3 separate regions of the Mus musculus genome follow, and regions 2 and 3 are each linked to region 1. The links are chromatin loops, found by intact Hi-C in ENCODE. Cell type or tissue: gastrocnemius. All regions are shown on one strand. Links, peaks and the distances in the headings refer to the core of each region. The heading gives the core; the rest is flanking DNA.

Region 1 (7,732 bases), core at 1,303-6,302:
TCTCTCTCTCTCTCTCTCTCACCCTCGCTCGCTCTCGCTCTCTCTTTCTTTTTTAAAATCTCGTCACTTTATATAACATTGAATATCTACCTGCAGGAATCTGGAATAGAGGAATTGTCACAAGAAACTACTTCTTCCTAATAATTTCTTTTGGAAAACAACAACAATAACAGTAACTGGAAAAAGATTTCCAAGTAAAAACTGAAGCCCTTTTCCACAGTGTGTTCACTGCCCTCCAGCAGACCATTGGAGTTGGAACTCCACAAGTCCTTCCCCTGATGTCTCTCCTTCGTGGTGTCCTGAACCTCCTGCCTCCGGCCCCTGGGCTCTCAATTTAGTTAAACACATCCTCGAGTGTACCCACAGCAGCCATGAAAACAGGACTTTATTCATCAGCATCCTCCCTCCCGCACTGCACAGATCTCCTTTTACTGAGCACTAGCAACATTACACAGGAAAAAAAAGAATCTGGAAACCAGACAAGAGACGCAGATTGGGGGTGGGGTGGGGGACTCTTCTCTGAGGTCTCACTCCCATACAGAGCTCTGATGTGTGTGGCCTGTACTGTGGAGAAAGAAGCAGCCTTGGGAGCGGGGCAGTACCCCTGTGGTGGACTGGCTTTGCCCTCTTCATCCTGCGTCATTTTTGTTTTCTGCCATTTAGGAGCAGTGTCGGAAGGAAGTTTTTCTTCTCCTTGCTGGTTGCCAACCCTTTGCTGTGTCTCATGATAAAAAACAAAACAAAACAAAACAATATTTACATAACATACCTTGGAACAGTATGTATCTAAATGGTGCCTTTGAGCAGAGCCCCATCTGATGTTGGTGCACAAAGAACTTATTAGCTTCTCAGAAGGCTTCCTGTTGAGTGGGGGTGGGTCTCCACTCTCCCTGTGGCAAGCAGGGCCCTGTCCCTGAAACAGTTGTGGCTAATGAGCTTGGTTCGCTGACTCCCGTGGAGAAAGGGACTCATAGCTCATTTGGTTGAGAACTTGACTTTTTATTCAGTATCTGATTCCCAGAAACCCACCAACTAGGCCTGATGGAGCATGCAGATATCTCCCAAACTGGGTGGGTTTAAGCAGGAAGGTCAGAAGTTCAAAGGTCATTCTTGGATTCATAATGCATTTGAGGCCAGCCTGGAATATATGGGAGCCAGCTTTAAACAAGCAGACAAAAAAAGCCAAGGGCTTCAGAAAGCCCAAAGATTCCCTGCCCACCCCATACGATTCCACCACACTCTTCCCCTACCCCCAGGTCTCAGGACAAGCTAATGGATGGCAAGGGGAGGCAGCCCTGAGCGAGAATACCATTGTCCTCTGAGGTGGGAGGCACACAGAGCCAGCAGGCATTCGGGATGCCCCAGTTCAGGCTACAGGGAAATGGAGGAGCCGAGACAAAGCTCCGTAGCCCACTCCTAAGCCCCCCAAAGGAGGGAGTTGTTTTGCTTCCCAGAAGCCTATGAAACAGGATGACCCTAAATTAAAGTGCAGGCAGTTTTTCATGTTTGCCTACACAGCACATAGCACTGACCTCAGAGCCCTTATGCTCTGGGCTCTAGAGCCAGAGTAAGACCACATGACACTGGACATTCAGATGGGAGCAACCAAAGATTTCATGAGCATGCTCTACTCCTACCCTTGGTTTGGGGAACCCTCTGTCAGAAAGCTTACCATGGAATCATGGGTACCTGGGGAAAGCTTCCCTGCTAAAGCCCATGGCCAGGGGTGCACACAGAACGCACACAAGGTGACAGGGCCTTAGCATTGGCACAGTCAGTAAACAAATATGTGGCAGACATTCTGGTTGGCCGTACTTTATAGACCAGCCAGGGACTGAATATGTGTCTTCCCTTCACGGCCCTGTGCCTCACCAGGCTCCAGCCGATGCAAGCTCAGCAGCATATCTCCTGGGCCTGGCTGGTGAGCAAGCTGCAAAAGCCCTGGGACTTTTGACTCCCTTTAATTACCATTTGTGTGTGCCCAGGCAAGCATCTGTGCACAGCTGCCTCGTGGTCCCCTCCACTCCAAACACTCCCGAGGGTCCCTCCCTCAGGTGAAGAGCTAATTTCAGACTACATGGGTAAAGGAAGCCTTCTTTCCCTTTCTCTTAGAGTATTTTTTATCTTTGAAACCCATGCTTAATCCTTAATGCCTTTTTTATTTACTGCCTTAAAATCTACACTGCTATACTCTATGCTGGGGGAAAAAAAAACCCACATTCCATAAATTAAAACTTCAGACCAGGGCTTTGAAGCAGAAATGCTCCCAGCCTGTCCCTACACAAAACCAAAACCAAGGAAAAAGAAATAATGAAAGAAGAAAAGGCTTTCTCCTCGGCCTGGAGTGCTTATGTAATTCCTCCCTGTCAGGCAGCCATAGGGATGCTAGGCAGTAGCAAATTAAGTGATTAGCTAAAAAGGAAAAAAAAGAAAAACAGAAAGGAAGGAAGAAAGGAAGAAAAAGGAGAGAGGAGAGAGGAGAGAGGAGAGAGAGAGAGAGAGAGAGAGAGAGAGAGAGAGAGAGAGAGAGAGAGAGAGAGCAAGCCCAAGGATGGGAGGACGTAAGGGGAGAGAAAAGCTGCCTTCCTGGCCGTTTCCCCTATGACTGTACATAGCAGAACCGCTAAGAAATGATACTTGAAGTTATATTTATTATTGTAAGAGGGGTATGAGATTTCTAGGCAGGAATGATGGATGACAGCTTAAATTTGTGTCCAGGGAATGAAGGTGAACTGTGACAGAGTTATTTATCTTGGGAATGGAGGTTAGGGTCAGCCCAGGCTGGGTGCCTGAAGGCACAAGACATTGACAAATTTATCCTGCAGGCCGTATCTGAAGCCCTTTGTTTTGGATCCTGGCTTCTCAATAAGTGACCCTCATCCTTCATGTTGGCAATTCGTGAAGGATGCGGTGAGTGCCAGCGGGGCCCCTTTCTCCCCCTCGCCCCCACCCCGGCTCCCTGCTACTAATTCTTGTCATTCACTCTGCTGACAGGCACCAAGCCCAAACTATTCCCAGTTCTGAAAGGGAAGGTTAAAATATTTATTTCGGCTCATAATGGCCTCTCTGATTTACTGCAGGATCTTTCCCCCCCCTTGCCTTTGTCATTGCAGGTCACTGGAAGGACTGAGTGCATTCAGGAGCCTGGAGGAGCTCATTTTAGACAACAATCTGCTCGGAGACGACCTCGTGTTGCCAGGGTTACCCCACTTGCACACCTTAACCCTCAACAAGAACCAAATATCCTTTTCTGGCACCCAGGACGTCAAGTCCCCGCAGTAGCCCACTTGCCGCCCAGCTCTACGAGGGTCCCATTCTGCCACCCCATACCCTTCTCCTCAAAAATACCTGCAAAATGTCAAATGAGTTTTATGTGTCAGCTAAATTAAAGTATGTGAAATACAGTCGGTGGGCAGACAAAGCGTTCTGTCTTCTGGCACTCGGGACACTTCAGAGTAATTTATTATAGGTCATTCATAAATGAAATGCACCGTTATATCTTCCTGTTGCTCCATTTTAGTGTAGAGATCTAAGTTATGGCTGCGAGGAAATCTTTTTAATAGATAAAAATAGAGAAAGAAAATAATGTCACGGGTGCCTGGGAGGAAAAGCTGCTTCTGTTTGCCTGGGCTTGTGTGGGAGGGCGACCTCTGGTGGCAAGCTGTGGGTAATGCCGCTAAGTTGACTTAGTCCTTGTAGACTTCTGGAATGCTTTTGGTGTAGGCTGGGGAAACAGTTCTGGATATCAAGAAGGGAGAGAGCTGAGGTGTACAGAGAAGTGTGAAGGTCAGGCCCTGTACTCCCCTTGTATGCAGCTCTAGGTGTGATCAGAGGCCTAGGATAACCATGGTGGGTTATGACCTCTTTTGGGTCGGTGAGTACCCAGCCTGGGGTGAGAATTAGGGACTAAATGCCCTGGCTGCTACAGTAAGGATAAATCAGAAGACTTCTCTAATAGCATAAGGTACACAGCATCTCCATTTGTTAGTGCTCTAGGTTACCAGGCACTAGGATAGCAGCTCCACGAGGGAGGGATTTCTGGAACCTTCCTATGGACAATCCGGCCTAGGTAGAATTCACATTCCACAAATATTTGTGGGATGAACAACATATTCATTTCTTACTACTTTCTCACTGAACACTCATGGGAGTCAAGTCCTGGGGGAATTTTAAGCACCTCACGCTTCATTCTTACCAAGTCCAATGAAGAGTGTATAGGTTGTTCCAGTAAACAGTGAACAAGATGAAGACCTGGGTTCAAGATGGAGACCTATGCCAGCATGTAGGATACTTTCAAAATGACTTATTAGCCTCCTGGTGCCTCAAGCTCTAAGTTAATATTTTCTTTATTCTGTAAAACATTGTCTCAGCTAGTTCTTGCTACTATGACAGAGTACGGTTGACTTGCCACTGAATTCCAACCACCAGCGAGTGTCTGTTGCTCACAGTCTGGAGGTGGGCAGTCTGAGGGCAGGGTCCAGCAGGAGATGGATTTTCGTGATGTGTCCCTTGCCTGTCCTTGCATTGGGGACAGAGCAGGAGGAGGGAAGGGGAAGAAGAGGAAATGTTCTTGTCTGCTCTTATCAGTAAATTAATTCATCCTTTCAAGAGCTCTACCTTTAGGACTTAATAACTTCTCAGGAGATTTGGAGTTGAAAGATTTGAATGGTGGGAGTGAGTTGTAAACAGTGCTTTACAAATGCGCCCCTTTATGGCCCTCATCCATGGGTGCTTTATCAGAAGTAGAGGAAGATGGCTTAGAAGTAAGTCTAATGTCATCATGTCATTCACGGTCCGTGTCATAATGACATTTAGTGGAGGTTTCCTTCATTAACCCTTTGCTCTTCTCGTCTCCGAGTTATTGTTCTGTGTATTTTCTATCGTCCTTGGCTGTCTCAGATGATCAGCTGGGCCATATGAGCAACTGGATCGAGGCGAGAAGGATTGTTCGACTGAACCTTAGATGATACCATTCATCCTTTGAGCTTCAGCCCATGTCTTGTGTCTCACATCACTGCAGGATATTCCGATTCACAGACTTAGTTTCATACGTCCTCTTGGTCACATGTAGCTGTGTGGCTTGGTACAAGTAAACTTCTGGGAGCCTGGTCCTCAGCTCTAGAGACAGCTTATTTCAGGGGTGGTTTAGTCTCAGCACCACTGAAACTGGCAGGCATCTCGGATTCCAGAGTCCTGGGAGATTGACTTTGTCTTTTGTTAAGTCCTTTTCCTATTCTGTGCCTTAACTTCCTTGAACGGTAGTGGTAATGCAAAGAGAGTTAGGGGAACAGCCTGGGAAGTCACTGTGTTGCTGAGAATCCAATTACATAGCTGCACTTTTATGACGCATCTAATTATCAGTGGATACGGACTACAAAGTGTCGTCTCACTCAGGTTGCTATGCCCCACTCAGCAAGTCATGCAATTTCTCTCCTCTTTTCCTCCCTGATCTACTGGTACTGTGACAAAACTCAGCTTCCCCATCCATTTGATCTGGAAATCGCAGTCTGAAAGGCAGGCAAAGGCCGACAACAGTGTATGCCATCCTCTTAGGCTAACCGCCTCTTACACTGGCCCTGCCTTTTCAGGTTAAAACTCCATACTTGTGAAAATGTCCCAGTTCTGCACAAGCGATAGGGTGGGCATTGCTGATGCTGTCCCAGGAGATACTCCAGACAAGGACAGGCTCTGCCAGCTAGCTCATGTAGCATAACGACCCACTCCACAAAACAATAAATGTTCTATGCACTTCAATTCTATGTGAGTCAGGCCTCAGCTGGATGGCTCTTCTGATAGACTTAGTTTGTGTCACTCAGGCAAAGATTTCTTTTCTTACTAGCACTAGATAGTCTAAAATAACCTCACTCTTATGTATGCAATTAGTGCTGGCTGTTGGCTCAGCTGCCTGCCTAATGGGCTGCATATGCTATCATACATGAAAGGATTGGTCCAGGGCATAAACCCTAGTATACATGTGCTTGTCAAATCCTGCTAGTATTATGAAAGCAACTTACACACCAATGCAAAACAATGTGGGAGATGACACAGGGGTTCATATAGAGAATAGCTCATTTCTATAGCTATCTATTACACTGGCCTTGCCATCTTGTCTCTATGAGATCTCTTATTTAGTTTTCACTATAAAGCATCTTATTGCCTCTCTGAACTATGTTTTTTATACATGCCAGACCTACCTGCACAGGGATTGTATCACACCCCCCCTATATCAATTAACAGTTGATGGAGTCCATCTACCCTGATAATGGCTAGGTTTGTGTCAAGTTGGCAAAAGCCAACCATGTTGTCATCCTGAAAGTATGAAAACCATCCTCAGTTGACTAATGTCATTATCACCAAAGGGAGAGAGTCCGGTGAACGTATTTCTTAGGCTTTTATACTTTACTGTAATTCTAATCTCATTCTGAGATTCTGGGAACTACTAATGATAATTCTCTTTTACTTTTTAGAAAACCCAGACTGCAAGCTTCTAGAAGCCACATAGATTGCCACAGGTACTGCTTCATCTAGACCCCACTTAGGCTGACTCCAAGCCCCAGACTCTAAAACTCAAAAGAGAAGCAATCCTTTTGCTAGAAGGGACTTGCATGTGGGAGGAGTCAGCTGTTAACTGTAATATTGCACAAGGTGGTAGTGGTGGTGGGGACTGCGGGAATTCTATCTACAGAAGAGATTCCGATGTCAAGACTCTCTCACATCTGGAAAATTTCTTGTCACTTTACCAATTAATGTAGCTGTCACATTTATATAGGTCTACCTCCCAACCCCCATCTTTGTTCTATCCCCTCTTTGTTCAAAGTAATTAGTCATAGGCCATAGACTTGAAAACCTACCCCTAGCCCTCTCTCTCTCTCTCTCTCTCTCTCTCTCTCTCTCTCTCTAGCAAGACTGAGGTTTTCTGTGTTGCTCTCAATCATGTGATCTCTCAACAGTCAACCCCAAGTAGGCTACTGACTGAAAAAATGTTAAAAGTGCAGATGCTTAATCTTTGCACAATTTAATGGTCGTCCCCTATCTTTCCTTGTGGGAAAACACAGACTTTATTTGAAATTATGCTTAAAAATTTTTTGCACTATTTCCATCATCATCTATACTAAGGTGGGAACAGTTTGAATGGTAGCGCACACAGGAAGAAAGAATCGTGCTACATGTTACCCAGCTGGGCGTGGCTGTGTCACAAAACTGGACCTCACCCTTAAAAACAGTATGTAGCCATGTGTGTTTGTGTGTGGATATGCACATGTAAGTGCAAGTACCAAGAGGGGGCATAAAAGTGCCCCAGGTCTCCTGGAGCTGGGGTAATGGATGGGTGTGAGCCGCCAGAAGTGTGTGCGGGAACTGTGTTCCCATGTTTCACAGGAGTAGCAAGCCATTAGCAAGCCATTTCTCCAGCCGCCGCCACCCCAGATCTCACTTTTAACAGCAGTTTCTTATCATCTTAAATAAATATATTTTCCTTTTCGAGGTCTTGGTTTCTTTGATAATACATACCTCAGAGCATTGAGCAGAGTAGGCGGGACCATCTATGGGAAGCCGCTGCTTGTTAACACCCAGAGACCCTTGCTGCTCCCTGGTGCACATAACTAAAATGTCTTGGTACACTTAGAGAAAACCACGGTGCTTTGAAAACATGAGCCTAAGCTGAAATATCCAAGACAAACGGCACAGCTGGATGACAGTGTATTATCTTCCCCCCAAACATATTAAACTCTTC
Region 2 (7,732 bases), core at 1,485-6,484, 200 kb after region 1:
GTAGTCCTGGAATCATTGTGTCCATTAGTGAGTCTATCCCCTTCTTAATCTCCTGGATCTGGACTATTTTTCCCCTGGAATTACTTGTTACTTAGAAGAACTAGAAGATAAGACTATTTACCTAGAGTTTACCTCCTTCTGGATTTAGGGCTAGTCGTGAGAAACGTGAGGGTTTTGTGATATCTCCGTGTAATGCCTGATGATCTACGGTATTGTTTAGACATGAACCATGCTGTCCTTCAGATAACCCCAGAACCTTTTGTCTCTTTTGTCAAATTTCAGTTTCTAAATTTTGTCACATTCACTTTTCTCCCTTAGAATAGATGATTTCTATTCTGTTATTGGGGAGGGATGTTATTTTTAATTTTATTTTGAGTAAGTGGAATATATTCTATGTCAGGCTCATTTTAGATATTTAAGCAATTTTAAGAGTGAATAATAAAATATGTGACTTGCTATGCTTGTCAAATATGCAGCCTCATGCTTTATTCAGAGCTCTCTTATGGATGTTTTAGGACTCAGGAAAAGTCCTTGACCTTGTGTGATTTGTTCCTGTTCTTTCAGTTTTTTTATAAAGATTATCTACTATTTTTAATTATGTGTGTGTGCATGTGAGTACAGGTGCTTACAGAGGCTGTCACTGACAGATCCCGTGGAGCTGGAGTTACAGGCCATCGTGAGCCATGCAATTCGGGTCCTGAGGACAGATCTCTCGTCCCCTGGAAGAGCAGCTCATGCTCTTAGCCACAAAGCTGTTTCTCTAGCCCATGACTGTTTCTTGAGCATCCTGTCTGACGGTCATCTCTGCCTATCTGAAGATGAGCAGCACTTACCACACCATTCCGAGCCCTTTGTGCCAGTAGTAACTGTGAGCCACTGCTGTGCATGTGCCTCCTCTCTTCAGCTGGAACAATGGCTCTTTGAATGGAGAGATCCATGAGGCTTTTGGGTTCTTTTAGATTGCACCTGAGATGAGAACTCAGTGAGCAATCTGGAATGTTTATTTGTGCATGTGTGAATCACCCAAATTGTAACAGGCATCTTTCCTGAAATCATGGGAAATATGTTCCTTAAAAAAGTGAAGTTCTAAACGTCTGGCAATTAATGAATGGAATACCATAAAAATGTAATGGAGCAATGACCATGAAGATACTTTATAAATTATTACATGCTTAGTACATATTGGACTATGGTTGAATTATCTCACATTTCACCTGCTTGCTTCTAATTGTCACTGGTCAGTTGAGGAGGCAGGCTTTCTTCATTGTTTCTTTGTTCTCTGGTTTCATCCTGACCTTGACTCTGGAGCAGTGACCCTCAGCTAGATAACCTGACATTCAGCAGTGAGTCACCCTCGGCTATTACCTGCATTTGTCAGGGATGCTCACGCAGCATGTGTGCAATTCGCCCATGTTCCTCAGCCACTGTCTCTGTGATGAAACATCTTCTGTTCCAGAAATCTTGAATCTAATTTGACAAAAGCACACTACGAAGCCCCTTCTGTCTTTTTCCCTCCTCCCAACTGCCAATAACGTCTGCTGCAGACTTGAACTCACAAGCTAATTGAACTTCCCTGCAATCTTTTGCATAACCTCTTCCCATAGAGACTTGGTGCCGTTATTAGATACACTCTCAGAAGCTACCTCACTGACCAGAGATGGGTCACCCTGACAACAGAGTGGATCTGAACCAGTTTAGGGTTTATCAAATGGTGCTTTTCACATGGATTTATACTTTTTTATTTGATTTAATTGTAACATCCTTGAGGATAGGAAAAAATTATTAAAAATATTCTAGAAAAAAAACATAGACTGTCTGGAACTGGAGCAATAACTAAGGAGAGAAACCTGGGAATAAAAAGTGCAAATCAGAGATAGTAACTGCACACTTCTGTGTCTGAGTGTGCCAGCCTCCAGTCGGACCAATTATAACTATATGTCCTTGGATAAGTGACTTAACCTTTCTAGGTCACATCTGTAATTCAGAGATAATAAGAATATTTGCCTCCTATGGATGTTGATAACAAATGTAAAGTGTTTGTAGCAGTGCCTGCAGCATAACAGAGGCAAAAAAAAAAAAAAACCCAAAAAAAAAAAAAACCGAAACAAAACAAACAACAAAAAAAACTGTGTATCTACTATCATCAACACCATGGCCCTATTAGTTCTTTCATACAACATCAGCAAGATAGGCAAAAGGCAAGAGAATACACTATAAACATCAGGTGGCATGTATGTAGATTTACTCTACCAAAGTATATGTAGGCCAGGGGCTAGAAAAATATCAAGTACCCCTCGTGTGCATTGTTTTAAAATGTTATATGTGTTATATACTATTGATGACACCCTGAACTAGGGATCACTTCTGTGGTATGCCATAGACACTGAAATAGGCATTGAACAATGAAGCAATCAACCCAGAGGTCATAGTTAGTTACTTAAGATATGGATCTAACCAATCTGCATGCTTCACACACGGTGGATGTGTGTGCTTCAGGAGAAGAAGGGCTTCTGATGATCTAAAGTCATTTATCCAAAAAAATTCAATGAATATTTAGGGAATATCTTTGCATTTAAGATCCTTGACAAAGAGAAAATTTTGAAAATGTTTTTTGTCAAAAAGAAAATTGCATGAGGGCACATGCAGTCCAGTCCTGGGCCTGAGAACAGTGCCAATGATCACGCTGAAGGTACAAGTGTTAACCAGGAAAAGTGAAGTGCTTGTGGGACATGTGAGGGATGGATTTAGAGAGCCATGGGAAGATATTCAGGTGTTTGGGGACTTTATAATTTAGTGACTTTGAGCAAGCTGGCCCAGCTTGATGTGGGAGGCTTCGTGTCTACAGTGGTCAAATGAAGGTTTCTGCAGGATCTCAGCTACATACCTTTAATGTTCTGAAACTCAAACACCTTGCGTTGTTCACCCCCATACTTGCATTTATCAGTGCCATTTATTTAAGATTTGTTTTCTATTTTGTGTTTGCACATTGGTCATTCATTCATTTAGCCTGACTATTCATGCTGTCCTGTGAGTTTTCCGTGTGGTTTGTTTCCTCAGTTAAACTTTGGTCTAGCTGGGGGATGTATTTAACATCCAGGACTTCTCAGCTTTCGGAGTGTCCTAAATGGAATGGCCTACAATCAATGCTGTTCAGACACATGATAATGATGCAACAATATTTAAAGCCACCAAGAGTTGAATGTGGCATTCATGAATACTGCATAAGATCCTCCTTCAGAAGCTTTTATAGAGATCCTGTCCTTTTTGTAAGGTACTGGGATTTGTAGTTAGAAAGCTAAAAATGAGTCTGATAACTCCAGTCTTCAAGAAGCTTACCAAAAGGACCTTCCACACAACCATCCTAGCATTCAGGACTAACTAATAGAGTCCTTTCCTACAGACCTTCAATCTCATGACAACACCCCCACCCTGTGGTTGCCTGCTATCTCCTTGAAGAGTTCACGGACTCCGAACTCACTACTGCCCTTTCTGGCCAAGGTAACATCATGGCCACTCAAATTCTAGGTGGAGGGATATGTCCTAATGAAGAGCCATAGTCTCTTATACTGTCAAGGAGCCATGGAGACCATCTTCAAGCTAGAAAGTTGAAAGATGATGGGAAGTGGACTAGAAATGTAAAGTTCCTTTGTTGGCTCAGAGTCATGGCAACATAAAGGCAAAGGGCATGCTGTGAGACTATCTCATGTAACAGTGGCAGGCTGGAGACAAGGTCAAAGGACCTGTTAGAGACAGACAGGAGCAATGATTTGGAAGACCTTGAATGCTCTCCACATGTCAGGTAAGGGGATGGCCCTTATGAAAGTCATAATTCTACCTCTCACAAGTAGTTGGCTGAGTAAATCCCTATCTGTAATCAAATCTGCCATGTGTCCCTGTACCCATAGCCCATAACTCAACTGGACAATTACCCCTACACCCCCCCACACATACATCCCTCCCCCCCCCCCCCACACACACACCATGGTTTTCCTTCAGTTCAAAGACACATGGTTGGACGAGGAATTATTATAGGGCCCTCTGCTGGCCTGATTTTCCAAGCAGATCTGGTTCATGGGCATCACAGCTCTGTGGGGAAGCTATGTCCGTCTGCCTTACCTGACAAAGCCTCTGAGTGCTGCTTACACTGCTGGACATGTGCCAAGTGGTGTACCACCTCAGAGAGAGAGGGAGGGAGAGGGGGGAGAGAGGGGGAAGAGAGGGAGAGAGAGAGAGAGAGGGAGAGAGAGAAGGAGAGAGAGAGAGAGAGAGAGAGAGAGGGGGAGAGAGAGAGAGAGAGAGAGAGAGAGAGAGAGAGAGAGAGCTGATTTGGGGTTGGGACAGGTGTGGGTCAGTGATAAACAGGTCTTTGCCCATGATTTTGTCTCTCCCTATGATACTGAACCCATCACTAGCAAAGAAATTTAATGCAATGATTTCTCCAAAAGCCATCGAACCCCATTGTAGCCCTGCCTGAACATATAAATATACCCTTCCTGAGGACATATTTGCATTTTTGGGTGAAAGAAATCCATATATATGGCAAAGATGTCTCTGTAATTATAGAAAGTTTATTTCTGTCCCCAGATGTCAGCAATCAAATTCCCCATAAATATATTTTGTGTAAATCTGTCGGCAGCTGGTCTCCATTCAGTTTTCTGGAGATATTAGCCTGTCTTTGAGTTTATGACAAAGTTAAAAATTATTCATTAAACTGACCTGCAGTATATTCAGTAACTGGAAAATTGCCTTGCCGTTCTATTTGGTTTGTAGATGTGATCACAAGTAAATTTTTAACTTAATTAATTGGCCGTTTCTGTTGACAAGAAATTTATGTGGTAATAATTTGCTCGAAATAGATGCCGACTGTAGGAAATGAGATATCCATCATGGGCTTGTGTTCCAGCAGCTGCACAGTGGCTATTATGAAAGTATTTCAGCCTGCGTCGACCCCAGTGTTTGTGCAGTCAAGATTATATATACCCACGATCCATGGCCTGCCAGAGAGGCGCTGGTGGAGGTCTATGATAACAAAGACTCCGTGATTTATGGCTTGCTGTGAAAGCAGAGCTTGATGAGATTAAACAATTTCATAGCACAAGTGTTTCTCAAGACCTGATTTGTAGTTGCAAGCTGATGGTAAATCACATTTATATATCTGCAAGCGTGCTCAGCAGAGGACTGCAATTACAGTTTAAGACAGCTACTTTTTATTTAATTTTTATCCTGGTTTTGTCTCTTTTATATCCCCCTTCGTCTGCAAACCGTTCACCTTCACAAGTCCTTTCGTGGTTAGGAGGCCAAAGATTGAAGTCAGTGATCTTCTTCTTGTCCTCTTGCCAGCTGGGAGGGAGGGGGGGTGGAGTTCTCAGAGCAGTGCGGACTGGCTCAAACTGGCTTTGACTGGTGTGAGCTCTTTGTTCTATTCTGTGTCCTGTTTGCCTTCCTCAGGGTGTATAGCAGACACTTGTGCTACTTGGCACACAGATGGAGGCCAGAAGCCGTCCTCATCCTGGTTGGGAGGGCATCATCTTGTACATGATGTCTGGGAAAGATGGGGATTGCTTTCATTTTGGAAGTCAGAGTGCAGTGTAGTAGGGGAATGAGGAAGCTCACAGCTGGCTCCCCTTGAATGTGACATTGGAACTGTGCTTTTCATGCAGACCCCTGAGGACTAAACTCTGGAACCAGTCCACTTAGTCACTTAGTGATCTAAAAAAAATGATCTACTGTGGCCTCATCTCTGTGCTAAGTAAGCAATAGGACAAACATCTCTGCCTTCCTCACAATACATGGGTGTGTGTGTGTGTGGCTAATAATAATAATGACAATGATAATAACATAGTCTTAAATGGTTGGTGCTTACATTACTGGAGGTTGGAAGGGAAGAAAACAGCATCACTCCTAGCTGAGGAGGCAGAGAGAATGAACAAGGCAGGGACTTACAAAGTAGATTGTAATTTAAGTAGTGGGAAGAGAGTTCTGGACATTGCAATGGTTTGTATAGTCGAAGACGTGGGCTCAACTATGATAATTGTATCACTGGATAATTGTAACAACGGTATAATAATAGCAGTACACATTTCCAGTACATCATCTTACTTACTCTTGGAAACCCAGACCTTGAACATTCTTGTGATCTTTGATTCTCGAATGTTTTGTTGTCTTTCACCATGGAATGGTGAAACGAGCAAGAAAGCATTGTGCCTCTAGGCCATCAGTCAAAGCTCGAAGAGCTCTGGCTGTTCACATGGGCCTGGTATAAACACAGTCACTGGGTAGAGGGACTCAGAGAAAGTCACAGGGACAGGAGGTGATGCGATGAAGAGGGCTGAGATGGGAGTGCACTTTGATGATGGAAAGAAAGAAATGCAGGAGAGACAGGGCAGGGGCAACTCCAAGCATTTCTACTCCTCACAGCATCCAAAAGAAGCAGCTTGATTTCACCTACCAGGACCTGTTTACAAATGGCTAACATTCAAACAGTAAGTCTGTGCTCTTTTAAGACACAGAAGCCATGGCAGTGTGTACAGAAAACCTATACAAGAGCTAGCACATTTTACTGGGCTCCACATTGAGTCTGTAACTGATTTTAGTAGGATAGTGAAGGAGGTGTTTTTGATTTCTGTATTTTCCCAATTCTGTACTAGTTGCAAGGCTGGTAGTATTTCTGCCTATTTTGCTCACAAACCTCTAGTGCCTAGGACAAAACACAAGATGTACTCACATCCATTAGATACGAGTTCGGGGATTAAGTGAATGATTTCATTCTGTCTGTGGAATATGGTTGGCCATTCTCTTCAGGATTCAGCTTCTCCCAAGCCAGACTGCTTATGTCTGAACTGGCCATTTATGAGACACAAAGGAAGAAATGCCTCTCCATTTCTTATGGTCTAAAAACTTATAATATCTCAATGTAGTAAGGAGGTCATTAAAGCCTGGACTGAGAACCTCTAATAGATGTATACTAATGTGTGGCTAATTGTGGTATGTGTATACACATATGCATACATACATGTATGTTTTCATAGATTATATTTTGTCTTGGCAACAAGAAAGTGGGTGAATTTTATACAGAACTTTACCCCATGTTCGTTTTGTCTTATATTTTTTATAAAGTGTTTTCTTTCTTAAATCCCCATCCTTTCTAGATATTTTTTTCAAAAAGATTTCTTTATTTTTATTTTGTGTGTATGAGTGTTTTGCTTGCATTATGTATGTACACCATGTGTGTGCCTGGTGCCCATGGAAGCCAGAAGAGGGCATTGGATACCTTGAGCTGTTTTGGCAGATGGTGGTAAGCCCTTGGTAGGTGCTTGGACCTAAGGACAGTTCCTCTACAAGAACAGCCAGTGCCCTGAACCACTGAGCTATCTCTCCAGGCCCATCCATGGTATTTTCTACCTATTTGTTATTCTAGGTTTTGTGCCCCTGGAGTCTTTTAGCTGGGTGCCTTCAAGCCCAGGCTTCTTCATCAAGACAGCACAGATGCTAAACTGACCAATGAAGTTCTTTATTGGGGAACAAGCCAATCCTCTATCTTTGGCCAGGCTTCCAGAAACCTGCTTGAAAAATCTGGGGAAAGCAAGAGAGCTGTTTCTCCCTCTAGGGTACTAGTGTATTAGCCTCCCAATAAAAGTTAATTGAATTTAATTTTATGTTTTAAGTGTGATGCATTTTAAAGTTCTCCCCAGTGCTAGAGTCCCCATTGAAAAAGCAGTAAATTCATATTATT
Region 3 (7,732 bases), core at 1,485-6,484, 600 kb before region 1:
AGGGCTCCCCATATGAGCTGGGCTGCCTGGAACACGCAATGGTATGTTTGTTGTAGTGTAAAGAATCTAAAATGGGTGACACAAGGGGTACCACAGTAGGGTCAAAGCAGAGGCTACACACCCCCTAAATGGTCACTCATCAAGTTCCTGGCAGCAGACATGTTCCTTCCTCATTAGCAGGGAGGTGACTTCTGCTTCCATGGAATAGCCCCATGGCAAGCTGGTAAATGTCCAGAAAATTGCTCTCTGGGAAATAAGTGCTTTCAGTTTCTATTACAGTGTTTGACAATTGCCTTAGTGTAAATATTCCTAGCTTGATCATGCTACCAATATAACAGTACTGAGTGAGGTATGGGGAAAAATGTGCCCAATTGGTGTTTGGGCCAGCAAAGCTGATTCTGGCATACCACTGGGTGGGGACTGACCTTGGGGTCTTGGGGAACAGAGGAATATGTGGCCTCCTCATAACTAGAAGGAAAGGCCAATGTGCTGCACATTGAAGTACAGAAACAGCAGCCTCAATGTAAGTCCTAGCTCTGTGTCCTCTTGGCTGTGTGGCCTTGAACGAGTCATTCCATCTCTGCCATGTGTCGTTTTTTCATCTGAAAAATGGGGCTATCACAGTTCTGAGGGTCAGGTGATAGTGAATCCTGCTCTGTGGGTTGACCCAGACATCACACATTACTGTTAACCACATGGAAGATTTGGAATGTCTTCATGGTCATTTAGAAAGGAAAACCTGACAGTCCTTAGGGGGATTGTCTAGACCAGCTTGTTTCATGTTGAAATCTTGGATTTTCTTCAGGATTTGGATTATGCGTTTGTCCTTTTGTCGTTTGTTTTTGCAGTGCTATGGATTGAACCCACATTACTGAATATGCTAAGAGTCTCAAATCCAGGATTTTAAATCCGCAGGCCCAAGAATTACCTGGGATTGCTCATGTGCGTATGCCCTCCATCCTAGCAAGAGTGGTCATGGCACATCTGGGGTTCTTTAAAAATGGTTGCAGTTTCTCAAACTACCCTTAACTCCCTCAAAGGCTTTAGCGCCTCTGGCATGGAGAAGTGTGGACGTCCCATCCCACAGGAACCACCCAGGGATTCTGCATGAGAGGAAGGGATTGGAAAATGCAAGAACAAAAACGTCAGGAGCATCAGAGAGCAGCTGAGGGTCCAGCATGCTCCTCCCTTCATGGCAGCCAAAGCTGGAGAATTCTTCCAGCAAGAAGAAATCCAGAGGGTTCATTTCCCACTATCTCCTCTCAAGGGACCGGTGGTCGCCTGTCCCTCTATCCCTGCTTGCTCCTCAGCCTCTTAGCTCCAAGCCTCTGCTGCTCTTCCCCAAGTGGCCACCCTCTTGCCTCACTCTGGAGGTTCCTGAGGAGCAGTGAGGTGCACTCCATGGGTCACTGTTGGGTGGGTGACAGGGCAGGATTAGCACCACCTCCACCCTGCTATGATCAGTGCTTTCATCTGCCTTCTTCTGACTTGTGTTTTGTTTCCTGAGGTCACTTCGAAGTAGAGTCCTGGTGGGCCAGTCTGTTGAGTGGTGGTGGGTCTGTGTTTTAGGTTCTTATCAATGATATGGAGGAAGGAGGCTGTGCTGGTCCCATCAAGCCAGGCTTTGGTTTCATTTGTCTTTGTGGGGCTGGGGAGTCAGGTCTAGGGCCTCAAGAAATACTGGACAAGCTCTTCAGCACGGAATTTCACCCTTAGCCCCTTTAGTTTATATTTTAAGCTGGGTTGCCCAAGTTGGCTGTGAGCTCATGACCAGCCCCACCTTAGTGAATTAAGTATCTGGGATTATAGACATAAACTTTATTCCTAGCTTTTTTCTCTTCTTTATAATCTTTATGTAAGATTATACACCACATGTATATACCAAACATGGTATACTATACAAAGATTATAATTTTGTGTAAGATTGTGTGTTGTGTGATGTATGTGTATATGTGTGAACATAGGTAGGTGCATGTGTCCCATGATGGGGGTGTATAAGTGAGGACAGTCTCAGAATTTGGTCCCTGCCTTTCAACTTGTTTCAAACAAGGTCTCTACTTTGCTGCTGTGTGTTCCAGGCTAGTTGGCCTGTGAGATTTAGGGGATTCTCCTAGACTGCCCTCCCACCTTGCTATAGGAGCACTGGGATTACTGACACATCCAGCTTTCCATGGTTTCTGGGGACTTGAACTCAGGTCCTTTCATTTGGGCCCCAAGTGCCTTATCTATTGATCTATTGCCCTATCCCTTTTTTTGTTTCTTTGAAGAAGACCCTTTGTGTGTGGATTATAGGGCACAGTGAATGAGTCTCTGGTCAAAGGTTTTTCCCTCCCTCCCTCCCTCCCTCCCTCCCTCCCTCCCTCCCTCCCTCCCTCCATCCCTCCCTCCCTCCCTCCTTCCTTCCCTTCTTTAGTGTGTGTGTGTGTGTGTGTGTGTGTGTGTGTGTGTGTGTGCCTGTGTGGAGGACTCAGTCTGATGTCAGGAGTCTTCCTCCATCAGTTGCCTCTGTCTACATTGAAATATGGGATCTCAGTTGAACCTGGAGCTCAACAATTTCACTAATCTGGTTGTCTGGTTTACTCCAGGGATCCTTTGTTTCTGTCTTCCAAGTGCTACAATTCCAGGCAGGCTGTTCTGCCCACCTAACATTGTTCACATGGGTTCTAGAGATCCAAAATCGGATCCTTGTTTTCATGACAAATTATGGGAGTGAAAAACGACTGTTGACTGATCTTATTGAACTGTATTGCATGACACACGGATAATATCTAAACTTATAACTGAATCACCATTGCCTCAAACCTGAATCAGAGCTTTCATGAGCTTAGCAGGCATTTGTCCTGTCTACATTACCAAGAACCTATGGTTGAGCCAGGGGTAGTTGTGCATGCCACTCTGCACTGGAGAGGCAGAGGTAGATCTCTGTGACTTCAAAGTCAGTCTGATGTATATAGTGAGTTGCAGGACAGCCAGAGTTATATAGAAAGATCCTGTCTCACTAAAAAAAAAAATCCTATGTTTTATAGGTAGAAGTCTCTAGCCAGTGGCCCTGTATGAGTCTGCTAATGTCTTTTATAGCTCCTACTTTTTCGTCCCTTAGTCCCATGGCTCTGTAATAGTCAGTTTAACCTGTTATGCAAAGTGGGGAAGACTAGAGACCATAGCAGCTAACTTCTGGTTTGGGAGGTTGTACATCCAAGATCAAGGAGTTGGCTGGTCCTGTTTCTGGTAAAAGTTCTCTTCCTGGCTTACAAGCCAATTCTTTGTATGTTGAAAGAGAGATGAGAAGGGAGAAAAAGGGTGAAGAAGCAACAAAAGATATCTCTCAAGCCCACAAATCTTCTCAGATTATAGTTCTGCTTTAATGACCCCATTTAAATTTAACTACCTCCCTAAAGGCCTCATTTCAAAATATAGTTACATTAGGAAATAGAGCTTCCAATGAGTTTGCTGTGGAAAACACAATTCAGTCCATAGCAATCTTGAGTTGGTCTGAGGCCCTAATGTACCCAACTAAACATCATATTCTTAGCCTCCCTTGCAGCTATATGTGGCCATATGGTAACATTCTAAACACTTAGATACAGTCCAAAGAGTCCTGTGAGTTTTGGGAAGACTCATTAAAAGAAAAGAGGCTGTGTTGGCCTCTTCACGCTTTTCTTTCTGGTTGTTTGGCACCATACAATGGTAGCTGAACTCAAATAGCTATCTGGGACTCATATGACAAAAGAATGAAAGATTGCCAGGTTGGGCTGGCAGAATTGTGATTGAAGACCCTGGGTTTCTGGTGACCAATGGCCTTCCAGCCTAGACTGTCCACTTGTACTTTGAGAGAACATTTATCTTCCTTATATCATGATGTAGGGTTTTTTTTTTTTTTTGTTACTGTCAGAAAGTGCAGTTTCTAACTAATGTACTGAAGTTCACCTTGGGCCTAGGTTTTAAGTCCAAACTTACAAGTTTCCTAAGGCCATGCATGTTCCTTTGTGTTCCCCAAACCCTTTGAAAGAATAGTTGCCCTTAAGACAAACAACTTGTTGCATATTTCTCTTTTTAAAAACTTAATTATGTGTGTGCATGTGTTATACATATGTAGGTATGTATGCCTTTTGTACGAACAAAGAAGGACATTGGGTGTAATGTTTTCTGACATCCTTATGTCTTCTTCCCTTGAAATGGAGTCTCTCATGGAACCTGGAACTCTGAACTCAGGTCCTCACTATGTGCAGGGGGCAATCTTACTTAGCCCTGTTCTTCATCTCTGTGCTCTCCTTTTGCCTCCCTTTTTCTAACACGTATCAACACCTGCTAGGTTTTATGTACCATGCTAGCAGAGGAGTTTTCTCCATTAACTCAACCTATAGACTTGGTAGACAATAGAAAAAAAATATCTGAGGCTGGGGATGTAGTTCAGTTGATCATGCTTAGTATGCATGAAACCCTGGGTTGGCTCTCCAACACTGCATCAACTGGGTATGGTAGTATAATCCCAGTACTCAAGGAGTGGAGGCCAGAGGACCAGCATTTCAATATCATCCTTGCCTACATAAAGAGTTCAAGGCCAGTCTGGAGTACATATGACCCTATCTTACAAAAGAAAAAAAATGTGTCTGGAAGATACCAGATAACTTCAGATACAGGACTTGGAGGATCCTATCTGGTTCTGACCCGAAAGCCTGTCTGAGGATTAGCTTTCATGGTACTGGAAGGTGCCATAAAAACTTCCAATGGAGAGAAGCAACCAGTTGTTCTTGTCATCTATGAGGCCATGAACTATAGCAATGGCCAGCATGGCATGACATTCCTAAGGGCATAATAGTGGCATGTGTACATTGGCAGTAACCAACAGCTCTTTGGTTGGACCAAAGGCCCACTCAACAAGAGGAAAATCATGCCTGGTACCAGAAACCAAGCCAATAACTAGAGGCTGGTTAGGTCGTGGATCCTGGAGAATCTACAACTGCCGCTTTACCAAACCAGCATCACCCCTAGAAATGTACCCACAGATGAATGTACTTATACCCACAGATGAGCGTAGTCCTTACCCCTCATCAAGAAAACGTTCTTTGCAACAGATGGAGACTATCACAGAAGACCACAGCCAATCAAAATGCAGAGAACCATGTTCTGGCTGGCCCTGACTGATGCATCTAGAACATAATTCCTGCACCTCAGTCTCAGAGATCATAGTGGAAAGGGCGCAGAAAGATTGTGAGAGCCAGAGGAACAGTGAGATTGTGTTTCCTAAAGATGTCAGAGAAATGATGAGACCCATGAAGTCTCATCAGAATAGCTGTATAAGTAAAATCTGAACAAGGATACCAAATAGACATGCCTTTTGTACAAACAGGATGGGAGAAAGCTCACAAGGCCTCAGCTATAGATCAAGAACCGCAGGCAACTAAGGGATGCTCAGAGTGGGAGAAACAGGCATGCCCAGGGAAAGGCACACCAATCGATCACCAACACCAAGTGGTCATCCCAGGGAGCTTTCAGAAATTAGGGTGGTAACAGCTAAGGCCAAAGGAGGAGTTTGGAGTTAGCAATATGAAAGAGCATGTGGGGGCAGGCCCAGAGTCCAGTGCTGCGTTATAGGAACACATCTTTGTTCCCCCTTTGTTCCTCACTTGTGAGATGGGGAAGGCAACAGAGATAGATACCTATAAACGTATGGAAACGTAAGGAGCATCAGCATCTGAGGCAGCATGCCATTCACCTGTATGCACAGCCACAGGTCACTTTGGAGAGGACTTCACCGTTGTATCTGTCTTACTCCTGGTTACACAGCTGTGGGGAAATCCTCGTCAATCCTTATCCCTGTCCCAGTGGCTTTCATATGTCTACTCTCACCTCTGTGTAAATACAGAGTGTAAAAAGGGGGAGACCTGGAGGTGAGGATTGAGACAACTTCCTTCCTTCCTTCCTTCCTTCCTTCCTTCCTTCCTTCCTTCCTTCCTTCCTTCCTCATTCATTCATTCATTCATTCATTCATTCATTCATTCATTCATTTTTTGAGATAGGGTCTCACCATGTAGCCCCAATGTCCTGGAACTTAGTGTGTAGACCAGATTGGCCTTGAACTCACAGAGATCTGCCTGCCCCTGCCTCCTGAGTGCAGAGAGTAAAGTTGTAGCTAATAGACTCAGCCTAGTATTGGGATAATTTTGAGGGTGGTATATTAGTCACTTTTTTTTTTTGTTGTTGCTATGAAAAATTACCTGGCAAAAGTAACTCTACAGAAGAAGGACTCACTTTGGGTCCCATTTGGGGGACACAGTTCATCACATTAGGAAGACACGGTAGCTGGAGCATTGTCCATAGGGCAGAGGGATCTGCTCATGCTTGAGCAGATCAGAAAGCAGAGAAAGATCAGAAAGTTGGCTGAGCTATTAACCTCAAAGCCTGTCCACAATAACTTACCCTTTCAGCCAGCCCCCACCTCCTGAGACGATTCCAGCACTAGCTGCTGGGCTATGTTCAAACACATAAGTTTGTGAGGGTCCCTCACACTTGCGCAGTAACAGGGGCAGAGAGAGAGGGTGGGGGAGGGGGAAGAAGGCATTCCAGGGGAGGACCATACGATTGGCATAACTGAGTAGGAGATTGGGGTTTAGCTAGCAGGTAGAGGGTTTGAACTGTGTTTGTGGAGCCATGGAGAGCACCAAATAGGACTCATCAGAAGAGGAACCATGATCACAGGTACCCTGGAGAAGCTACTGGGTCAAGGGAGCCACAGACAGCTCTTCAGGCTTTACTGAGAGCCACGGTAAAGGCTCAGTGTAGGTCAGATAGGAACTTGGACACTTCAGATTTTAATTATTGTTGATTTTTCCCACCCATGCTGAGAATCAGACCCAGGCCCCACATGTGCTTGGCACATGATCTATCATTGAGCTGTTCCCAACCCTTATATTTAGTATCTTATTTGAGGCTCCAAATCACTCCCGGTAGGATGGAATTAGTGTCTCCATTTTACTGATGAGAACATGGAGGAGAAGAGGAAGGGAGGCATAGAATAAGCCAAGGAGGAGCTAAGAGCCTGGCTCACTCAGTCCTGAACCTGTTCCTTCTACTGTAGCTTATGGTTTTAAGCTGTCACATGCTACAGTAGAAGGGACACTTTGAGAATGTCTCCTACTGCCACACCAGACTGGGACTCAAAGTATTTTACAGACACCTTCTACAAGCACTCCACTGGCACCCATCCCCACCCCTGATTCCAGGCACATTCTGGGATCAGCACCTCCCATTTCAGGCCGGTGGTCTGCTAGATAGGAACCCACATATTCCATATCAAAGATGCCAGCCTAGGCACCCGTCGGATCTCTGAGTAGACGTGACTGACATCTGAGGAGATAAAGTTGCAGGATGGCGGCAGTGGGCTTTTGGATAGGGTAGAGAGGACATGAGTGTGCCCATGAGTTGACAGTTTCTTAGGTTGGAAGAGAGTTCATGGGAGTCCCTCACACCATTACTTCAATCTCCGTGTTTGGAAAAGTCTTCATAATAAAAATTAAGATAACTCAGAGGACCTCCCCTGCCCACCCCCATACCAGATAAGTCAACGTCTGGTTTCGGGCATTGCCCTATTTTAAAATCTCCTCCTGTAGGGGCAGCCAAGGTGAGAATCCTGCTTATGCAGCTTGAAAGCCTCAAGGTAGAGTCATGCCCAGCCTCAGCTTCCTCATTTGGAAAATGGGGTAAATGACCCCATGGCGGTGTTGTGAAGGTT

Evidence for each region. Hi-C counts contacts between places; a loop is a spot of excess contacts. Peaks named below come from ENCODE experiments on the same cell type or tissue, not always from the same donor. Only the 100,000 strongest peaks of a DNase experiment are listed, where the experiment ranks them.
Region 2: it touches region 1 in a loop (2.6-fold over the local background); 3 of 42 quality-filtered maps call a loop at or near these places.
Region 3: it touches region 1 in a loop (4-fold over the local background); 32 of 42 quality-filtered maps call a loop at or near these places.

What each region holds. Positions count from the first base shown.
Region 1 is chr14:22,574,735-22,582,466 of GRCm38, forward strand. Lrmda (leucine rich melanocyte differentiation associated) reads left to right here. Exons shown (of 7, transcript NM_028275.1): 3 at 3,114-3,240. Among named protein-coding and RNA genes, the nearest start is that of 4930405A10Rik, 36 kb to the left of the region's middle. In gastrocnemius, for the core only: a CTCF peak has its summit at 3,648 (motif pointing left); DNase peaks (open chromatin) are centred at 2,949, 3,186 and 3,658; H3K4me3 peaks cover 380 bases; H3K27ac peaks cover 493 bases.
Region 2 is chr14:22,778,468-22,786,199 of GRCm38, forward strand. The region is part of intron 5 of Lrmda (leucine rich melanocyte differentiation associated); the gene reads left to right. All of the region lies in intron 1 of Gm30926 (a long non-coding RNA gene), which reads right to left. Among named protein-coding and RNA genes, the nearest start is that of Gm30926, 19 kb to the right of the region's middle. In gastrocnemius, for the core only: CTCF peaks have their summits at 3,441 and 4,076 (motif pointing left); DNase peaks (open chromatin) are centred at 4,112 and 5,454; H3K4me3 peaks cover 661 bases; H3K27ac peaks cover 1,384 bases.
Region 3 is chr14:21,973,112-21,980,843 of GRCm38, forward strand. No RefSeq gene overlaps it. Among named protein-coding and RNA genes, the nearest start is that of A330001L22Rik, 12 kb to the right of the region's middle. In gastrocnemius, for the core only: no CTCF peak of the experiment used is centred there; no DNase peak of the experiment used is centred there.